2 separate regions of the Homo sapiens genome follow, and region 2 is linked to region 1. A link is an interaction called in ENCODE POLR2A ChIA-PET data of the cell type or tissue named here. Cell type or tissue: endothelial cell of umbilical vein. All regions are shown on one strand. Links, peaks and the distances in the headings refer to the core of each region. The heading gives the core; the rest is flanking DNA.

Region 1 (7,215 bases), core at 921-5,920:
AGAAGAGTTACAACAACCATCTACAGTTTATCAAAGGAACACATTTAAGTCAGCTGCTCTAAGGCTCTTAGAGGGCAGGAGCTTCAAACATAGCTCAGTATTTTTCTTTGTCCTCCTCCCCTCCCACAGAATAAATCCTGACACTGGCCAGGCGCGATGGCTCACACCTGCAATCCCAGCACTTTGAGAGGCCAAAGCGGGCGGATCACCTGAGATCGGGAGTTCGAGACCAGCCTGACCAACATGGAGAAACCTCATCTCTACTAAAAATGCAAAAAAATTATCCAGGTGTGATGGCGCATGCCTGTAATCCCAGCTACTTGGGAGGCTGAGGCAGGAGAATCTCTTGAACCCGGGAGGCGGAGGTTGCAGTGAGCTGAGATAGCGCCACTGCACTCCAGCCTGGATGACAAGAGCGAAACTCCATCTCAAAAAATAATAATAAAAATAGAATAGAATAATAAATTGTGATACTAAGTGGGCCTGATTAAAATACCCAGTAATTCCGTCCTCTGTACCATCTATACCTACTCTCACCTGCTGGTTCATCACTTCAGTCATAAAGAGACCCATTTGGTTTTCTAATCATTTTCCCCAAAAAGCTTTCTTCCCAGTACATGGACTCAGTTTCCCATGAAAAGTTAGTTAGGCACCTTAAAAATACAAGATCACTTCTCAAGCTCCTGAAGAAGAAAGTATTGTTGTTTATTATACAATAACCTGAGCCAATTTAGGGATTACTGTGCCCGTTTAATGAATAACTAGATTTACAACAGTAATGTAAGATGGCTTCTAGTAGAATGTCATGAAAAGCAACTGTAATCATTATAAAAGCAGGAAATAGCCCCATTTAGATTAAAATGGCTCATTCCATTGAATATTTTCATTAGTTAAACTTATTGTTGGGGGAAGGTGTTACAATTACAGATCCAGCTCCTTAATTTAGAATACTCAAAGATGAAAATTAAAAGCAGAATAACAAGAATATGGAAAAAAGAAAAAAACTAAATGTAGAAACACAAACCTTCACGGGAGCCTCCAAAAGAGGTATGTCCACCCCAAGGGGACATAAGATAATCCGTTAGAGCCAGGAAAAAAACAGATTTTATATTTGGATTTGTCATCTAAAAAGAAACTAAGATTTACTAATATTTAATATACAAATTGACAGTAGAGTATGTTTATAACTTATAAATATATATAAATACATATATAAATATATATATATATGAGGAAGGGGCACATACAAAACTTTCTGCTAATAGGAATGACTGGAGCAACAGGTGAGACCCCTGAGATAAACGACCCCTTTTGGCTGGGTTTACTACCCTACACTAAACAAGGGGCTGGATGCCGTGGCTCACGCCTGTAATCCCAGCACTTTGGGAGGCTAGGTGGGTGGATCACCTGAGGTCAGGAGTTCGAGGCCAGCCTGACCAACATGGTGAAACACCATATCTACTAAAAATACAAAATTAGCCAGGTGTGCACATGCCTATAATTCCAGCTACTTGGGAGGCTCAGGCAGGAGAATCTCTTGAACCCGGGAGATGGAGGCTGCAGTGAGCCGAGATCATGCCACTGTACTGCACTCCAGCCTAGGAAACAAGATTGAAACTCCAACTCAAAAAAAAAAACAAACAAACAAACTCAAGGAGCATACCCCATAGGCAGCCTCCAGTTTCAGAAAGCCCTTGGTAAACCAGCCCTGCCCACCCCTCCACTGCCCCTCTGACCTGAGCATCAAGACCTCTAAACTGACACACTCGTCTGCTCCTGTGTAAATGTCTGTTTGCCTGCCTAATTCTAGTCACGCTTTAGGTCTTAGCTGAAAGGTCCCTTCCTCCAGGGAACCTTCTAGATTACCCATACCCAGCCTAGGGGCAGGTGCTCCTCCTTTTCAGAGGGCTTGGCACCTAGATCCTTGCTACTTACAGCACGGTGCACAGACAGCAGGATCTGAAGCTGACTGGAAACGCAGAATCCCAGCCTACACCCCAGCACCTACTCAATCAGACCTGCATTTTTAACAAAGTCCCCAGGTGATGAGCATGGGCCTGAAGGTTTGAGCAGCTCTCCTCTGCATGGCTCTCCCTGCTTGCTTGTCTCTTCTCCTCTGAGCAGTATCTGAGGCAAGCAAAGGACATGATCCTCTCATTCCTGTTGTCCTAGCACCCAGCACAGGGCCTGGTTCAGAGATGGGCTTTCATATATTTGTTGAATGAGGAAAGGAAGAAAGGATCTTGGGAGACATCTTCATCAGACGTTCTGAACTTGGAGAAAGGGAACAGCTAACACACCAGATGACAGCAATAGGATTCCAAAAATATCTGGACTGGCCAGAGAATAGACAGAAGACAAGACAAAGTCCTGGACTTGGGTCCAAAAGCACAATATTCATAGTGATAATGACAACACTGTGCTATAACTTAACCTCATCAAATATAATGCTCCCAGCAACTCTAAGATAGCAACTATTTTGCTCTTGCATTTTATAGACAGGGAAGCAGGCACAGAAAGGTTAAAGCAGTGGACTAGAGTTGCACAGCTGGTATCAGGCAGAGTGCGGATTAGAATCCAGACAGTCTAGCTTCAGACCGAGGCCCTGAATCACTAGGCTACATCCAGTTTTGCCTAGGATATGCTACCTGGAAACTGATGTAGCAAAGTTGGCTGGGTCCGGTGGCTCACGCCTGTAATCCCAGCACTTTGGGAGGCCGAGGCAGGTGGATCACGAGGTTGGGAGTTCGAGACCAGCCTGACCAACAAGGTGAAACCCCATCTCTACTAAAAATACAAAAATTAGCCAGACATAGTGGCGCACGCCTGTAATCCCAGCTACTCAGGAGGCTGAGGCAGGAGAATTGCTTGACCCCGGGAGACAGAGGTTGCAGTGAGCCGAGATCACGCCACTGCACTCCAACCTGGGCGACAGAGCAAGACTCCATCTCAAAAAAAAAGAAAAAGAAAACGCAAGGTGACTGGCACCCTGACCATGGAGCTACTGGAGGCAGGGCCTAAAGGCTCCAGGCCCTGGGTATCTGCTCCCCTAAGGAGCAGGGCAGCCATCCTCAACTAAGCCAGCAGCCCACTCCATGGTACCTGCCTCACAGCACAAAACCAGGACCCAAGAGACACAATTTGGCTCCAAATCAAAGCCCTCCTTTAGCTCAGACTCTCCAAGAACGAAGGCGGCTGCCGACTGGCATGCTGGCTCCGCCGTTGCTGGGAGAACTCCACAGAGGCCCAACCACCATCTGGAAGTGATTTGGCCCAGAGATTCCTGAAAGGGGTGGGAGGCTGGAATGACCAGACGCCTGGAGCTCCCTGTCCAGCTTGGAAACAAAGCTGGTGTGAATGGGCCCTGGAGGCAGCCATAACATAGCAGGGGGCAGCCCCTTTCAAGGAGGTGACACCCTCTAGGCAGTCCATAGCCGTATTTTAGCAAGTAGGATCAACCTTAGCCAACCAAGCTGTTCTCCCCAGAGCGCGCTGATTTCAAATGCCCTTTCAGTGTGCAAACCTTTCCGGCATGACTTTTGAGATTATTAAACAGTGCCTTATTTAATTAACAGGCATTCACAGAGCACTTACTATGTACCATAAACTGTGCCAAGCACTTTAAAAATTATTAACTTGTTTAATCTTTATAACAGCCTTTTAAGAAGGTAGTTATTATCCCCATTTTAGTGATAAGGAAACCAAGGCACAGAAGTTTCTAATAGCTACTTAGTGGCAAGTGGGATTTGAACCAAGAATCCTTGCTCTTAACTACTACACAAGTGACATTGAATGCTAATGTGCCACCTTGTACATGGCCCACAACTTGTTATTAATAATTCTGACAAAGCATGCTACTTTGCTACTTTTTTTTGAGATGGAGTTTTGCTCCTGTTGCCCAAGCTGGAGTGCAATGGCATGATCTCAGCTCAACACAGCCTCTGCCCTTGGATTCAAGCTATTGTCCTGCCTCAGCCTCCCACGTAGCTGGGATTACAGGCATGCACCACCACGGCCATCTAATTTTGTATTTTTAGTAGAGATGGGGTTTCTCCATGTTGGTCAGGCTGGTCTCAAACTCCAGACCTCAGGTGATCCACCCACCTTGGCCTCCCAGGGTGCTGGGATTACAGGCATGAGCCACCACGTCCGGCCAACTTTGCTACTTTTTAAGCACTCTCTGTACTACCCAAAAGACATGCTGGCATCTGCTAGACATGCAAGAAAGAGCAGAACTTAAGGTTATTTGGAAATTATTTTGGTAGTAGTAGCACAAAAGGGAGAGGAAGGAAAAGGAGCTGACTGGACCAGTGACCCACCACCCTGGAAGCTGCCTAGTGACCCGAAGTCTTGGGAACACGCACCCTGCCTGCTCTGGCGCTGGCCTGGTTTAAGTCAGTCAAGTAAACTTTAGGGTTAGACCACATCCTCTGAAAAGGAAACAATTCCTTTCTCTAAAGGCCCAAAACAAAACACACCACCCAAACTTCTAGGCCTTGATCATCATTCTTGGGCTGAGAGACCCCTTTTCCTCCCAGCTGGCTGGACTGCCCCATGTCAGAAAGGTTTTTGGAAAAACAAGTAAATAAAACTGCCAACTCCTGGCAAACAGCTGGAATTAAAGACACTGAGTCCTCACTATGAACTGCCCATCACATAACAAGAAACGTAAGGAAATTTTCAACTTTTGGATGGCGCCTAGGGGCCTACCTTACAATGAACCACAAATGTGAATCAATAGCCAGGGTTGTCTTTCAGTGAATTCTAGGCAGAAAAGCCAGAGTCCTCTGGCAGCTGTTGAAACACCACCTATCTCAGAGCTGGAGGCATGTACACAATTCTAATGACTCCACAACTGTCTGGTCTTATCCAAAGCATACAAAACCCTGTATTCATTCAATGATACCTTCCCTGACGATGGAATAAAACATCATCCATTGGGTAGTAGGAAATCTCAACCAACCAACCAAAACACAATGAGGAAAACACAAGAGGCAAACTGATCCCACTTAATTCCCGGCTGACTCTCAACTTGTGAGACCTTCATCACAGCCCAGAGGATTCATCCTGCCAATCATGGAAGGCCCTGACATCCCTATTTTGTCCAAGGTCAGAGGTTCAGAGTGTGGGTATCCAGCCACCACCCTAACACCTAAGACTTGCAAACCTAGTGTTGCAGGGACCCTCTGATGTGGAGAGAAAAGCTGTATTTTACTCATCTCTGAAACTGGAAGGCAAGTCAGTTAAGGCTCCAATTCAACAGCTGGGCAGACCTGGGTTTCAGACACCATTTACTAGCTAGCTGGGTCACCTCCACAAGTGGCTTCACTCCTGTTTCCCATCTTTAAATAAAGATAATAATACTAACCATGGCAAGAGTATGATCAACCAAACAGAAACAAACAACCAGGCTGTTCTCCCCTAATTTTGAACGTCCCTTCGGTGTGCAAACCATTCGGGCATGACTTTTTTTTTTTTTTTTTTTTTTGAGTCAGAGTCTCGCTCTCCCAGGCTGGAGTGCAGTTACACAAAGACCTCGGCTCACTGCAACCTCCACCTCCCGGGTTCAAGCAATTCTCCTGCCTCAGCCTCCCGAGTAGCTGGGACTACAGGTGTGCACCACCATGCCCAGCTAATTTTTGTATTTTTAGTAGAGCTAGGGTTTCACCATGTTGTCCAGGCTGGTCTCGAACTCCTGACCTCAGGTGATCCACCCACCTTGGCCTCCTAAAGTGCTGGGATTACAGGCGTGAGCCACGGCATCCAGCCCTGGCATTACTTTTGAGATAATTATTAGACAGCACCTTATTTAATTAACAGGCGCCATTTTCTAAGCAACACATGCCCAGGACAGTGTTAAGCCCTGAACTCTCTAAGTGACTTGCAGAAGCAGATCATTAGAGATAGGGCAGTAGTTGCTGTCAATCAATGATTAGCATGAAAATTCAATGGGGTGATCAACAGAACACACTTAACACCCAGTAGGTGCCCCCAAATTGAAGCTAGTGTCATTGTCAGCACAATGTAACACAACCTAAGCAGTGAATATATGAACCTTAGTCCAAGCTGGAGGTAACTTTGCCTTGAAGGATGAAGGACCATTACCCACAACAGCCTCAAGAGCTTAGGGAAGAAGCCTCCTGCTTTATCCCCACAGCAGTCCTGGCACTTGCCAGGGCTCTCTGTGGTCTCCAGAGGCTGGAAAACCTGTTTGTTGCAAGATCTCTCGGGAGAGCAATTAGGCAGCCAATGATACAAGTCATAAATGTGGTCACACCCTTTAACCCAGGAATGTCACTCTGGGGAATATGATCCAAGAAATCATTAAAAAGGAAAAAAATAGAATGCAAGTTGTGGTAGGAACAGGAAGAAGCTGCCAACAGCCCACAGGCCCAGCACAGAGGAAGGGAAGCTAACTAACCCTGGAACGTCGGGACAATGGGAGTAGCTAGGGCCTGAGTGGATTCGAAAATAAAAGGAGGACCGGGCTGGGCGCGGTGGCTCAGGGCTGTAACCCCCGCACTTGGGAGGCCGAGGCGGGCATATCATGAGGTCAAGAGTTCGAGACCAGCCTGGCCAACATGGTGAAACCCCATCTCTACTAAGAATACAAAAATTAGCCGGGCGTGGTGGCATGTGCCTGTAATTCTAGCTACTCAGGAGGCTGAGGCAGAAGAATCGCTTGAACCCGGGAGGTGGAGGTTGCAGTGAGCAGAGATGGCACCATTGTACTCCAGCCTGGAGACAGAGCAAGGCTCCATCTCCAGGCGGGGCGGTGGTGGGGAGGGGGAGCAGGGAATCAGGAGAACCATGTAAAAAAATGTAGACAAAATCTAGAATGAGACCCACAGCCCCGGGCACTGATGAGAGACAGTGCTGGAAGTAGCTGCTGCCTCTGTAAACAGTGGGTAGATCAGGCAGTCTGTGATTTGCTAGTGCTGCGGTTTGGTTTGGTTTTGTTGTTGTTTTAGAGATTTCATGTCGTATTTGGATACTTCTGGTTTACTTTAAGTTTCTTTATTCAGTTAATTAAATAAATACACATTTTTAAAACAAAGAACAGATCCAAATTGAGCCCAGCTGGGCCTTGGGATTCTTCAGAGGGGAGGCTGGTTTCTGAATGGTAAAGAATTCCAGGAGATTCTGAGGTTCTCCCTCCCCAGTACAGGAGATGGACCCCAGAAAGAAGACAACAGCGTGCCATGCAGATTCTTC
Region 2 (5,793 bases), core at 794-5,793, 130 kb before region 1:
AAAACCCTGAAACTCTGAAATCGAACATAAAAAAATTTATGATAGTCTAGTTCAAGGAGAGGGGTAGGAAGGAAAACTTTCTTCGTATCATTTTTATTTTTGAACCATGAGAATGTGTTACCTATTCAAAATACTAAATTAAAAAACAAATACAACTACAAAAAGAAAGAATGAACTGGTGACACTGTGCTGGTTGGTGACCCATGAAACCTGGGCTGGCTTCCCTTGTAGAGGGCTGCTGGTCCTCTTCTTCCAGGGCTGCTGGTCCTCTTCTTCCACCTCTGACCTGGCCCCAAGCCTCCAGCCCACACAGGGCTCTGCAGGCCAGGCTGGAAAGTCCCTCACCATGCCTCCCATTTTTCTCCCAGCTTGACCTCTGGCCACACTCAGCGTAGTGACAAAGATAAACAACCACAGACCCAAAGGCCTGCACTGTGACCCAAGACACTGAGCTACATCATCCCTTCCAGAAATCAGCTGGACCTGCTAGGGTCCCAGACTGTTTGGTTTCACAGGGGTACCAACGCTGCATTCTCCAGCCTGCTGCCGAGAGCTGCTCCCTGCAAAGCGGCTGAGGAGTGTCTGCAGGCTGCCCGGATGCCCCTGAATGGTGGAGCCCTGCTGGGCCTGCTGACTCAGCTTACCAGGGATGTGGCTGCCCATGTATTTGATGTGCATCTCATGGAGCCCGACCTCAGTGGGGGCATATCTAACAGTGACCGTGCCGTCCTTGTTGTCCACAATCTCAGGTGTGGCTGTCTTCCCAGAAGGCATGTGGACCTCTCCTATGGAGCACAGAGAGACGGGGCAATGAAGCCCACCAGCAACCTTCCCCAGAGAAGCAGAGCCCAAGGCACAGATGTATTCAAAATAAAGGTTTCCAGACCCAAGAACATTCGTTGCTGCCTAAAACATTCAAGTCCCACAATGGGAGAGACCATTTGCTCTTTTCTTTTTTTTTTTTCCAGTTCCATTTGGCTTCCACAAAATATAGCAGACAACTCTTAAAGAGTTTTCTACAACTGGCAAAATCAAGCTCAGAAAGGACTTGAGAACACCATGAAACCAGCTGGATACATAGAGCATCAAACCAAAGAGAAGTGGGCCATTGAAAAGAGGCTGAGGGGAGAAAGGAACTCCTGTATGACAGACTCAGTGTCAAAGTCACATCTGGAAAAGTCAAATAAGAGAAGGCAGGAAAAAGGGGCAAACAAGAACCCGACAGTCATGAGGTATCTAAACACAGCAGTTTTTAACCTAGAGAGAATCATGGGACTGCTCAAGAAAGTAATGCAAGTTGTCAGTGAGCCACTTCTTCAGAGAAACACACACGTGGCATATTCTGTAGTTTCAGGAGCCCACGGCCCAACACCGGAGACCAAGAACTCGTGACCCTGGGTTAAGGAGCCTGGGTCTGGGGGACAGTGGACACACCTCCCCAGCACCATTCTGGGAAGCTCGTGAGAGCAAGTGAGAATGAGACGGCCTTTATGGCAAGTGCTTACCAGTGATTTCTCCTTTCCTGACAGCAAACGGAATGACCAGGTCAAAAGGCTTAAATCCCAGGCCGTTCATGTCACTCACTGGGACATAGGCCTCTTCGGTCACCTAAAAACAGAAGGCAGTGGTCACTGGGTAAAGCAGACAACAGCGGGAGCTGGTGAAGCTACAGGGGTTAGAGCTGCTGGGAATTCTACAAGCCAGTGAGGCCGGGATTTGGGAATGCGGCTGCCCATTGTGGTATGGGCTTTGTCTAAGTGGCTCCAGACCCAGGGTAGAACCTGAGGGACTGGAGAGGTCATGCTGACCAACTGTTAGCAATCACTCGGGAGTCTGTTTGTAAAATTCCCAGCAGCACCCACGGGAAAGTGGAAAAGTGAGAGACAGCAATGTCTATGAGTCCCAAGAGGCTCCATCTGGAAAGGTTTAGTTGCTTGTGGCCTGGAAAAGAAGGTGCATTTTAAGTGGCAGAGAGTAGCAGTGGGTGGCTTTCCCCCTGAACAGAAACTGAATGTGCAAGTGGCGGCTTTGAGAGGCAGCAGGAGGGCTGCAGACAGCTGTCTGTCTTTCTCTTTAAACACAGAGACAAACTGCACCGAGCGTGATCACAGACACGACGGCTGGCGATTCGTGGAGCACGGATGGTGACGCAAAGGTGATCTTATTACAGAAAAAGCAGGGATCATCGTGATGGGCTGATCAGTGAGGGGCACACCAATGACCAGGACACCCACAGGGCTTAAGCAATCCCAGAAGCAGATGGCAGATTTTCTGAAATGAAGGCTGAGTAAACACAGAAACACAAAAAGGAAAAAACCAAAATTGTACCCAGGGCCTGAATCCAGGGGGACATGCATTTACCGGTGCCTCCTCCACGGCTGTGACTTCCCCATCTGTGGCCTGGTCAGTGGCAAATGGAGATTAGTTGGGAACCATACTGGAAGGATACACTCAGTAGACTACCACCACAGAGCTGCTTCCCCCACTGCTCCATCTTGAACTGCAGTGAGCCACTCACTCTAGCGAAGGACACTTTCTTACTGCCCTTTTGGAAGGCAGTTGGTGTCCTCTCTTCAACTGTCAGATGCGCATGCCCTGTGAGCCCACAACCCCACTTGTAGCACGCAGACCTAAGCTGGCGGGAGACTCCATAGTTAATTGATGTGTGTAAGGACCTTGACTGGTGCTGTCTGTGGTCGTGCAAAACTAAAGCAACCCAATGTCCATCTGGAAGGGATTTGGTCAAATAAATTCTGGTGAGTCTGTCCAGTGGAACATGGCAGTCAGGTCCAATGAATCAATATGTAAGGGTACCTATGACACATTGAGGGAAGGAAGCAAGGTGCGAAAGCAGTATGTACGGTGTGACCCCAGGCATGAAAGTGAGGTGTGTGAAGTGTAAGTAGGTAAAAACTAACACAAGGCATCTCTGCAGCACAGAATCAGGAAAAAGTTCTTTTTTTACTTGATAAATGTCTACTGTGGTTAATTATTTAATTTTTTTTGAGGCAGAGTTTTGCTCTGTCATCCAGGCTGGAGTGCAGTGGCGCAATCTCAGCTTACTACAGCCTCAACCTTCTGGGCCCAGGTGATCCTCCCACCTCAGCCTCCTGAGCAGTTGGGACTAGAGGCGTGCACCACCACACCAGGCTAATTATTATTTTTTTTTTTTGGTAGAGATGGGGTCTCACTGTATTGCCCAGGCTGGTCTTAAACTCCTGGGATCCAGCAACCCTCTCACCTTGGCCTCCCAAACTGCTGAGATTTCAGGCATGAGCCACCATGCTCAGCAGTTAATGTTTCTAAAGTTTTTTATAAATTCATTTTCAACAAATCTTAGCTTTAATGCTCATGGCTGGGCGCAGTGGCTCATGCCGGTAATCCCAGCACTTTGGGAGGCCAAGGCAGGTGGATCACTGGAGGTCAGGAGTTACCAGCCTGGCCAACATGGTGAAACCCCATCTCTACTAAATATACAAAAAATAGCCAGGCGTGGTGGCAGGTGCCTATAATCCCAGCTACTCGGGAGGCTGAGGCAGGAGAATCGCTTAAACCCAGGAGGTGGAGGTTGCAGAGAGCTGAGATTGCACCACTGTACTCCAGCCTGGGTGACAGAGTGAGATTCTGTCTCAAAAAAAAACAAAAAAGATTTAATGCTCCTGATTCAACAGAACCAACAGCAAGGGAACCCCTCTCAACACCCTCTTCCGCCATAAGAAAGAATAAGAATCAGAAGCCCTCTCCTACAGAGGAAGGCCTATTTACCCATGTTAACTGCTTTGTGTGTATCTTGGGATCTGCAGAAAGGCAAAGGCAGCTCTGTGAGCGACATTTGGAACAGCCCTATCCTCTGCCTGCACAGGTTGGAGCTATGCAGGGACATATCAGTCAGAAGGAAGATCTTTCAATGGCTGAGCTATGGCCTTTGGTCCAGGACTTCTCAAAGGCAATGGGCAGTTAAGCTGTTTGTCCATGACTCCATGTGCTGTGTGTGAGTAGTGTATTTGAAGAAACCACCCTGTGGGTCTCCTTGAGACATTTGCTATGACTGCAGTGCTGGTCGGTGTCCTTTTTTGGCGTCAAACTTATAGAGGGAAGCAGGGAATCTACCCAACCAAAGCCAATGAACAGTCAGTCAGTCCATCTAGTTAAGGTTCTCTCCCTGGAATGAGAGAATAAAGACCCAAACCAGGTACTGTAGGTGATCGTCCCTTTCTGCCTTCAGCAGTGGTCAGGGGGCAGTGGGTAAACACAAAGTATTCTTGCTTTGTGTGTATTCAGGGGCTAGAAGACACTTATTACTGAGTTTGGAAGCCTCCACTTCTGCAAAAAGGGTCCTCAATTTTTTTACTCTGACTTTCTCACGTAGACCTTCCCAATATGGTCTTCTCTTACCCCCAAATCATTGCACCAGCAGGCCCATGACCACTGCTCAGTGCTTGGCTGCTCTTCCCTCCTTCCACCTAATTCTAACCAACCAGATAAAACCCACTATGGGCTAAAAACAGATTCTGAAAACTACAACTGGTACCCTTCTCTGTGAATAAGGACATCAACTTCCCAGCTGTATTTCTTTCTTCCTACAGGAGAAAAACACTCTTAAATGAACAATGTCAAAAGTTGACAAGTGTTTACATTTACATACTTGAGACATAAAAGAGCCTCCAGATCTCTGGCATGCTGTTTACAGATAAACAGACGTCGATGGAAGGGAATAATACTACAACAGAGTATAGACTGTTCGGAAGAAAGTCCCTGAGCTTTGGAGTTTGGAATGGAGTCTTCATGCACCTCTCCATTGCTGCACAAAATGAAATAATTAGAAGGTGCTTTGTCGGCTGTGCACAAGGCCAGGTCATTAAGGGCCTATAAACCTTGTGGTCAAGTGCGGCTGCTGACCACAGTATCAAAGGACACCAGTGAGGATGACAGCATGGTATTTGGTGTCTGTCTAGACCAAGCATGCTTCATTTGTAAAAAAGCCAACGATGCTTGGTTTTGAGGGTTCAATGAGGTAATGTCCCCAAGGTTTCTAACCCTTTTCCTGGTTGAAGAATATTCAGAAGAAGATCTATTATGTAATAATAAAAATAAATAAACAGAGGAAGATCTATAAGTAACTCACAACTGAAAATGAAAGACCTTGGTCATTCACTAACCCAGGTGTTTGCATAATGGTTTCCTCCTTTTATTCCAGATGTTCCTAGCTGCAAAAGACGAGGTATTTCCCCCTCATACATAAAGTGTGAATCTTTCCAAAACACAAGTGGAGGTACTTTGAGTCCTGGGATTTCAGAGTCAAGTCTCCAAACAAAACAGCATCAGGAAGCTCTCTCCTCCAGCCATGGAGAATGGCCATGAAGATGGAAGAAGGAAGAGCTGGCCGGTTAAAAACCTGTCATGTTTTATGTAGAAACATTTTCATAAAGGTGTGTTTTTCTGAGGAGTTATCTTTCAAAATGCCTGGGCTTAGGCCAGGATATTGCCCAAGTCCCTTATTATGATAGACACCTTGGTGGCCAGTAAGATTCCCTAAAAACCCTTACAGCCAAAGGGTCTCTGAGTTTCTAGAGATTACTCTGGGACTCTACAAGGTCATGACTGCTTAACAAATTTTTTTCCAAAGGAAAAAAAAGGTGAAGAGGATATCCTAGTCAGGGTTCAACAAACGGCAGCTGTTACAGTTTCCACCAATAACAGCATGCTCGGGAGAAGGAATTTTCCTTACCATGACAGTGAAGGGGCTGTTAGGAATATCAACACCACCGAAGCGCACATAGATCACATATGTGC

Evidence for each region. Peaks named below come from ENCODE experiments on the same cell type or tissue, not always from the same donor. Only the 100,000 strongest peaks of a DNase experiment are listed, where the experiment ranks them.
Region 2: POLR2A ChIA-PET joins it to region 1 with 6 read pairs; 4 of 35 experiments call an interaction of 5 or more read pairs at or near these places.

What each region holds. Positions count from the first base shown.
Region 1 is chr3:58,010,483-58,017,697 of GRCh38, reverse strand. The region is part of intron 1 of FLNB (filamin B); the gene reads right to left. Among named protein-coding and RNA genes, the nearest start is that of FLNB, 5.7 kb to the right of the region's middle. RefSeq lists enhancers at 2,041-2,554, 2,555-3,067, 3,068-3,581, 3,608-4,108. In endothelial cell of umbilical vein, for the core only: no CTCF peak of the experiment used is centred there; DNase peaks (open chromatin) are centred at 3,317 and 4,898; H3K4me3 peaks cover 2,242 bases; H3K27ac peaks cover 2,357 bases.
Region 2 is chr3:58,138,465-58,144,257 of GRCh38, reverse strand. It overlaps FLNB (filamin B), which reads right to left. Exons shown (of 46, transcript NM_001457.4): 29 at 5,729-5,793; 30 at 2,329-2,400; 31 at 1,506-1,608; 32 at 645-785. Among named protein-coding and RNA genes, the nearest start is that of FLNB-AS1, 29 kb to the left of the region's middle. RefSeq lists an enhancer at 202-496. In endothelial cell of umbilical vein, for the core only: no CTCF peak of the experiment used is centred there; no DNase peak of the experiment used is centred there.